2 separate regions of the Homo sapiens genome follow, and region 1 is linked to region 2. Evidence: chromatin contacts called from ENCODE Hi-C or POLR2A ChIA-PET data. All regions are on one chromosome and are shown on one strand. The core of a region is the stretch at or near the end of the contact, and the rest is flanking DNA. Distances in the headings are between cores, read along the strand shown. Region 1 overlaps EPS15-AS1 (EPS15 antisense RNA 1). Region 2 overlaps EPS15-AS1 (EPS15 antisense RNA 1).

Region 1 (3,562 bases), core at 550-3,049, 35 kb after region 2:
AGAAAGAATCCTGTGGAAAAGACAGGCAAGAGAGAAGCTGACTTTCAGTTGAGGAACACAACTCTCTTTTCCATCTCTGATCTCCCAGGGCTCCCATTGACCAAACCCAACCAGAAACCCCTTCTGTGTCAGGCATTTTATACCATGTCATTTAATTCTTACAAGTAGGTGTTACTATCCCCCACTTTTAGCTGGGAAAATTGTGGCTCAGAACAGTTAAGCAGGTTGCTCAAAGACAAACAGCTAGTAAGTAGCATTGTTGGTATTCAAACCCAAGGCTACCTAGAAACAGAGCCTGGGGCCCTTTATGCTTTGTAAAAACTCTAGAGGGAACTCTAGAGATCATCAGTGTCTCTGAGCCCAGAAAGCCTTATCTGCCAACAGTTGGGAATAGATTTAACATAATTTTCTTTTCTTTTCTTTTTTTTGAGACGGAGTCTCAGAGTCTCACTCTGTCACCCAGGCTGTCGCCCAGGCTGGAGTGTAGTGGTGCAACCTCAGCTCACTGCAACCTCTGCTTCCCAGGTTCAAGCAATTCTGCTGCCTCAGCCTCCTGAGTACCTGGAATTACAGGCTCCCGCCACCACACCTGGCTAATTTTTCTTTTTCTCGAGACGGAGTCTTGCTCTATCAGCCAGGCTAGAGTGCAGTGGTGCAATCTCGGCTCACTACAACCTCCATCTCCCAGGTTCAAGCAATTATCCTGCCTGGTATTACAGGTGCTAGCCACCATGCCTGGCTAATGTTTGTATTTTCAGTAGAGATGGGGTTTCACCATGTTGGCCAGGATGCTCTCGAACTCCTGACCTCAAGTGATCTACCCGCCTCAGCCCCCCGCCACCCAGAGTGCTGGAATTACAGGGGTGAGCCACTGCACCCAGCCTTAACTTAATTTTCAACCTTACCTCCCATGTTACCACTCTCACTATCCAAAACACACACGTGCTTAAGTAAGATCTGGACTGCCCCAAGGAGGCCTAGTTACATATTTAGGTTACAGATACAACACTCTGGACACATTTCAGATGCTAAAAAAAGGTCACTTCCTTGACCTCCTGTGCCTTTCTCTCACTGAGGCAGAGTACAATGCCTTATTGTAGTGTACCTGTGAGAGGGTCTACGTAGCTGATGACCTCCTTCTCCTCTTCTGAGAACTGGAAAATGTCTCCCTGTGCTATAGATTTCTTAATATGGTACCATGTGCCTCCCCACCTCTGTGGTTTACTTATATTAACATTCAGGTTTAGAGTTGCTTTTTTCAGGTCTTTGAAGAGTCCTGCCACATGGAGGCGGGGTGGAGTTATCATATTAGACATTTTCTGTTCCAAGTGAATCTGAGCGTTTTCAACAACTACAGTGGCTGTCATTAGGACCTAATGGAGCTGACAGTGACTGCTATCAGAGAGCTTACCAAACATGATGTGATACTTGGATCCTGAGTGCATATCCTCCTGGTTCAGGGTGGCAGGAAAGAGTTTTACATATCCGCCACCACAATACTTCCTTTGCTTGTGTTTTACTGAAAACTGAAACACCAAGGTCTCATTCTCATTGCTGAATGCTTCAACCTGGTTGAGAAGGCATAAAACTTGGCATGTTCACTGGTTTGGAGACCTAGAAGCAGAAAGCACAGAGTCTTCAGGCTTAAATACCCAAAAAGCAGCCAGAGAGATCCAGCACTTGACCTCACCAATCTCTGGTATTTTCTTCCATACCTGTGCTGAAAGCTTTGCACACATACTTTTATTCAAGCCTCAGAGCAACCCTGCAAAATGAGTATTATCTCCACTTTACAATCAGGAGGCTGAGTCATAAGGAGGTGAGTCACCTGCCTAGGGCCACATAGCTAGCAAGGAGCCAAGCTGGAATTTTAAGCCACGTTTGTCTGATTCTTTCTGCATACCATGCTACCTCTGATTTTCAAGAGATACTTGAAGACTGTTCTACAACTTTACAAAACAAAGGCCTGTTTTTCCGAGGCTCCCCTGGGTGACCAGAATGAGGTTCTACCATACAAAAATGCTGTGGTAGAAAGAGCCCCTGCACTTTCTGGACATCTTTCTACCATAGCCTCGTAGATCAAATAGTAATCACTGCTAACATTCACTGAACACTTACTCGTTACCAATGTGTTTCATTCACATATATTACTACTGTACTTAATCTTCATAATAACCCCATGAAGTGGGTTCTCCTAATTTCTCTGCTTTATCATGAAGCCATTGAGGCTATTTCACTTGTGCAGGATCACTCAACCAGTTCATTTAATTCTAGAGCCCCCATCTTCAACTATAAGACTTTACTTCCTCCTCCAGAGAGTATCAGGGTAATAATAGATCTCAGAGCCTTTCTAGTCTAACCACATTACTTTATAGATGAGCAGACCAAGCCCCAGGGAGGAAAGGTTACTTACTCAAGATGACAGAGTCACAAATGAAATCATGCCATACAAGCAAAGTCTCCTGGCCTCCAGGCTAGTGGTCTTTCTATTATTCCATGCTGCTGCCCAGCTTACTGGTTAGGGCTCTGTTAACTCTCTGAGTCTCAGTTTCATATCAGCAAAACGTGGAGAATTATTCCTATCTCATAGGATTCCTGGTGAAGGTCAAGTGAGTAAGAGATCTGAGAAGTACTTTGTAAACTGTCAACATAAAATGTAAGGGGCTATCATTATTCGTACTTGGTGAGGTTCCTTTTTTTTTTGGAGACGGAGTCTTGCTCTGTCGCCAGGCTGGAGTGCAGTGGCATAATCTCGGCTCACTGCAACCTCCGCCTCCCAGGTTCAAATGATTCTCCTGCCTCAGCCTCCCAAGTGGCTGGGATTATAGGTTCCCGCCACCACGCCCGGCTAATTTTGTATTTTTAGTAGAGATGGGGTTTCAGCATGTTGGCCAGGCTGGTCTCGAACTCCTGACAGGCGTGAGTCACCACACCCGGCTGGGTCCTTCCTTATGATCCCACAGCTCTCTGTACTTTCCTGGGTCACACTATGTTGAAACTAGGTTTATTTCAGTCTCTTTGAATAATTTTTAGCTTCTGAAGAACAGGTGCATCTTTATATTCCCTGAATCTGGAACAGGACCTGACATAGAAGAAAGACTCAATAAGTATGTGTTAAATTACACAGAAGAATCACAGGTCCTGATTCAGACATCTCAAGAGCACTTATTGTACACCAGGCTCTGTGGTAAACACTTTCATGTCTGACATTATGTTAGGAGTTGTCTACATTTTAAATAATATGCTTGGCCTGGCATGGTGGTTCATGCCTCTAATCCCAGTACTTTAGTATGTCAGGGCAGGAGGACTGCTTGAGGCCAGGAGTTTAAGACCAGCATGGGCAACATAATGAGACCTTGTCTTTGCAAAAAAAATTAAAAATTAGTTGGGGATGGTGGTACATGCCTGTAGTCCCAGCTACTCCAGAGGCTGAGGTGGGAGAAGCATTTGGGCCCAGGAGTTTGAGGCTGCAGTGAGCTACGATCACACCATTGCACTCCAGCCTGGGTGACAGAGCAAGACCCTGTCTTAATCAAAACAAAACAAAATTGAACAAAGTATG
Region 2 (3,486 bases), core at 490-2,989:
AAGACTCTGTCTCAAAAAAAAAAAAAAAAAGAAAGAAAGAGAAAGAAAAGAAAAAAAAAGAGGGAAGTAGATGAAATGGCTGTGGGAGTCAAAAGGAATCTGCGAGTAAACGTAAGGGTCAGATCAAGGAAAGCCTCCAAAGCAGGTGGCATTTGAATCGAGCCTCAAAATGGAGCAAATGCAGCACATGGCCTGAATAAATGTTCACAGTTACACCATTGCAATGAGTGCTCAGAAAACAGAGGTTGGAGTGCAGGGTGGGAGCTATGGCAGGACATGAGACTAGAAAATTATCTGGAACAGGCAAGGGATTTTTGAATGCCAGGCTAATGCCTGGGCATTTTTTTTTCTTTTGTTTTTTCTTTTTTCTTTCTTTTTTTTTTTTTTTTTGCAGAGGAATAGATAATACTGAGGTTAGGGGTTAGAGGTTATTATTCTAAATAATTGATGCTGACTGGGCGCAGTGGCTCACACGTGTAATCCCAGCACTTTGGGAGGCCGAGGCAGGTGGATCATGAGGTCAGGAGTTCGAGACTAGCCTGACCAACATGGTGAAACCCCATCTCTACTAAAAATATAAAAACTAGCGGGGAGTGGTGGCACATGCTGTAGTCCCAGCTACTCAGGAGGCTGAGGCACAAGAATCACTTGAACCCGGGAGGAGGAGTTTGCAGTGAGCTGAGATCGTGCCACTGCACTCCAGCCTGGGCGATAGAGTGAGACTACATCTCAAAAAAAAAAAAATGCTCCCAGCTGTTTATCATGTTATGAAGTCATACTGGTTTTTTTGTTTTGAACAGTCTAGTAATTTTATTCTCCATCATGTCCTTAAGTCATATTAGGGAAGTTTTATGCTTTGGATTTTCTGATTGTCTTTTTAAGATCATCTCCCCTCTATGGCAATGATAATGTTGTTTCTTTCCAAATAATGTTCTGTCACATGCTCATTCACTTTTTTTTCCAAATGGCCTTCAACTTCATCCCCTGATGTTGGTAGGAAAGTCTAAGATCCCTCAGCAGTCTGAAGCTCCTCTCAGAAAGGGGTGAGGAGTGGGTTGGATAGGATCAGAACTATGCTGTCCAGGGCATTCAGACCCGTTGAAGTGGATAAGAATTAAAGGTGAACAGTCAGATCCTCCCAGGGAGAGGAAGCCACAAGAGACACAGCCTCACAACTGTGTTGTCACAGTGTTTTCAGAACTCAGTACCAATACCAGTGATGGGGCCACGCTTTTTGCAAGTGACGTTTATTATGTCATTTGAAAATATCAGAATCTCTCTCTTCACAGGCTAGCCAGATAAGTATTGAAACCATTAATTTCTCTACCATGTCACTGTGTCTTTGGGCAAGCCCCTTCTCTCCTCTGGACCCAGGGTCCTGCCTATAAAACGAAGGGGCTCTATTCATCCTCCTCTAGGATCCCTTTCAATTCTGACAGGCTCTAATTTTTCTGTTATCAGTTATTCTTTATTAAACTTACAGTATGTGCCAGCTTTTTTCAAGATGTGAGACCCTCTCACCCTCTTACTCCTCAACCCCCTGTTATAACTTATCTTGGGCTTTTCTTGTTTAAAACATTTGGAAAAAGTGGTGTGTTCACGGGACCTTTATTTGCCCTAAGACATTTGAGGGTAAATCATGTGAAGGCCTTTGTTTTCTTCCAGCAGCCAAAACAATAAAACCACCAAATTGCGTGCAGCATCATTTTCTACTGCCCTCAAGTGGTGGTGGCCCAAATGTCTTTTCCTGGTTGCAGTTTAAGGAATAAAACATGTTTTCAGAAGAACTCTAGGCATCTAGGAGAGGGTAGGAGAGTCATAGAGTCACAAAGGGCCTGAGGTGGAAAGGCCCTTACAGGATGTCTGATCTAAGCCCCTCGTCTTGAAAGGGAGAGACTGAAGTCCACCTTGGTTCTCTGATCAGTGAACAAACCTAGTTTCTTCTGTCTTTAAAGAGCTATCTTATGACCCTGACTCTATTTTTGGCTCCATTTCTCTGCTCCCATTCACAGTGAAATTTTCTAAAGAGTTATCTCCATACTGTTTCTATTTCTTCATCTATGCTTTATTATTATTATTACTTTTTATTTTTTTTTAAAAACAAAATAATAATCTCACTCTGTCGCCCAGGCTGGAGTGCATTGGGCTGATGTTGGCTCATTTCAGCCTCTGCCTATGGGTTCAAGTGATTCTCCTGCCTCAGCCTCCCAAGTAGCTGGGACTATAGGAGGATGCCACCACACCTGGCTAATTTTTATATTTTTAGTAGAGACAGAGTTTCACCATGTTGGCCAGGCTGGTCTCGAACTCTTGACCTCAAATGTTAACCCCCCACCCCGCCGCCCTTGTCTACCAAAGTGCTGGGATTACAGGCATGAACCACCGTGCCCACCTTTACACTTTATTTTTTAACTTTTTACTTTGAAATAATCTCAAACTTGCAGAAGAGCTGCAGAAATATTACAAAGAATTCCCAGATGCCCCAGAAGTTCTCATGTGTGGGCATATGCCTACATGCATATACATGGATATGTATATTTTTTCCTGAGCCATTTGAATTGCAGTAGTTACCCCTAATACCTTAAATATTTCAATGTGTATTTTCTGAGAAAAGGACATTCTCTTATATACCTACATACCCACTCAGTATGACAATCAAATCCAGAAATTTTAAATTGACATAGTGCTTATATACAGTCCATACTCAAATTTCACTAATTGGCCTGATAATGTCCTATATAGCAGTATTTTCCCCCATCAGGTTCTGATCCAGTGCCTGATCCAGGTAATGCATTATACTTAACTGTCATGACTTTTAAAAAGGTTTTTTTTCTTTTAATTATTATTTTTTAGAAACAGGATCGCGCTCTGTCACCCAGGCTGGAGGGCAGTGGTTCAATTACAGCTCACTTACAACCTTGAATTCCTGGGCTCAAGCGATCCTCCCACCCCTGCTTCCAGACTAGCTAGCTAGTACCGCAGGCACGCACCACTATGCCTGGCTAATTTTTTAAAAAATTATTTTTGTAGAGGTGGGGTCTCGTTATGTTGCCCAGACTGGCCTATAATTCTCAGCCTCAAAGTGATCTTCCTGTCTCTGCTTCCCAAAGTGCTGGAATTTCAGGTGTGAGCCACCACACCTAGCCTGTTATAACTCTTTAGTGTCCTTTAATCTAGAATAGTTCCCCAGTCTTTCACTATTATTCACGATATTCACATTTTTAAAGAGTACTGGCCAGGTGTTCTGTAGTGTCTCCCCCTGTTTGGCTTTGTCTCATGTTTTCTCATGAAGGGATTTACATATTTTTCCAGGAAGAAATCCTAGTTATATGATGTTGTGTCCTTCTCAGTGCATCATATGGGGAGAAACGTGGTGTCACTTGGTCCCATTATTGATGGTGTTCACTTTGATCAGCGGATTAAGGTGGTATCTACCAGATTTCTTCACTGTAGAGTATTTTTTCCTGTGTAAGTAATGGTAATCTG

The links. Hi-C counts contacts between places; a loop is a spot of excess contacts on that map. ChIA-PET counts read pairs that join two places held with the same protein, here RNA polymerase II (POLR2A). Pooled maps may share reads with other maps.
Region 1: a loop to region 2 is called in a map of GM12878, with 3 times the contacts of the local background. The contact joins two enhancer-like sites. A Hi-C loop is called at or near these places in 6 of 168 maps with a recorded cell type or tissue (GM12878, K562, PC-9 and 3 more), 4 of 37 single-sample maps with no recorded cell type and 11 of 50 pooled maps. POLR2A ChIA-PET finds 5 or more read pairs at or near these places in 4 of 52 experiments (MCF 10A, Panc1, T-cell and 1 more).

What each region holds. Positions count from the first base shown.
Region 1 is chr1:51,568,137-51,571,698 of GRCh38, forward strand. All of the region lies in intron 2 of EPS15-AS1 (EPS15 antisense RNA 1), which reads left to right. It also overlaps a transcript of OSBPL9 not described here and the pseudogene CALR4P. Among named protein-coding and RNA genes, the nearest start is that of OSBPL9, 47 kb to the right of the region's middle. RefSeq lists enhancers at 1,122-1,171, 1,332-1,491. Within about 2 kb of position 1,800, at least 16 of the 41 ENCODE cell types and tissues checked have a DNase peak (open chromatin) inside an H3K27ac peak, as active enhancers do; they include GM12878 and Panc1, where a contact is called at or near this core.
Region 2 is chr1:51,533,473-51,536,958 of GRCh38, forward strand. All of the region lies in intron 1 of EPS15-AS1 (EPS15 antisense RNA 1), which reads left to right. It also overlaps a transcript of OSBPL9 not described here. Among named protein-coding and RNA genes, the nearest start is that of EPS15, 16 kb to the left of the region's middle. Within about 2 kb of position 1,740, at least 6 of the 41 ENCODE cell types and tissues checked have a DNase peak (open chromatin) inside an H3K27ac peak, as active enhancers do; they include GM12878 and Panc1, where a contact is called at or near this core.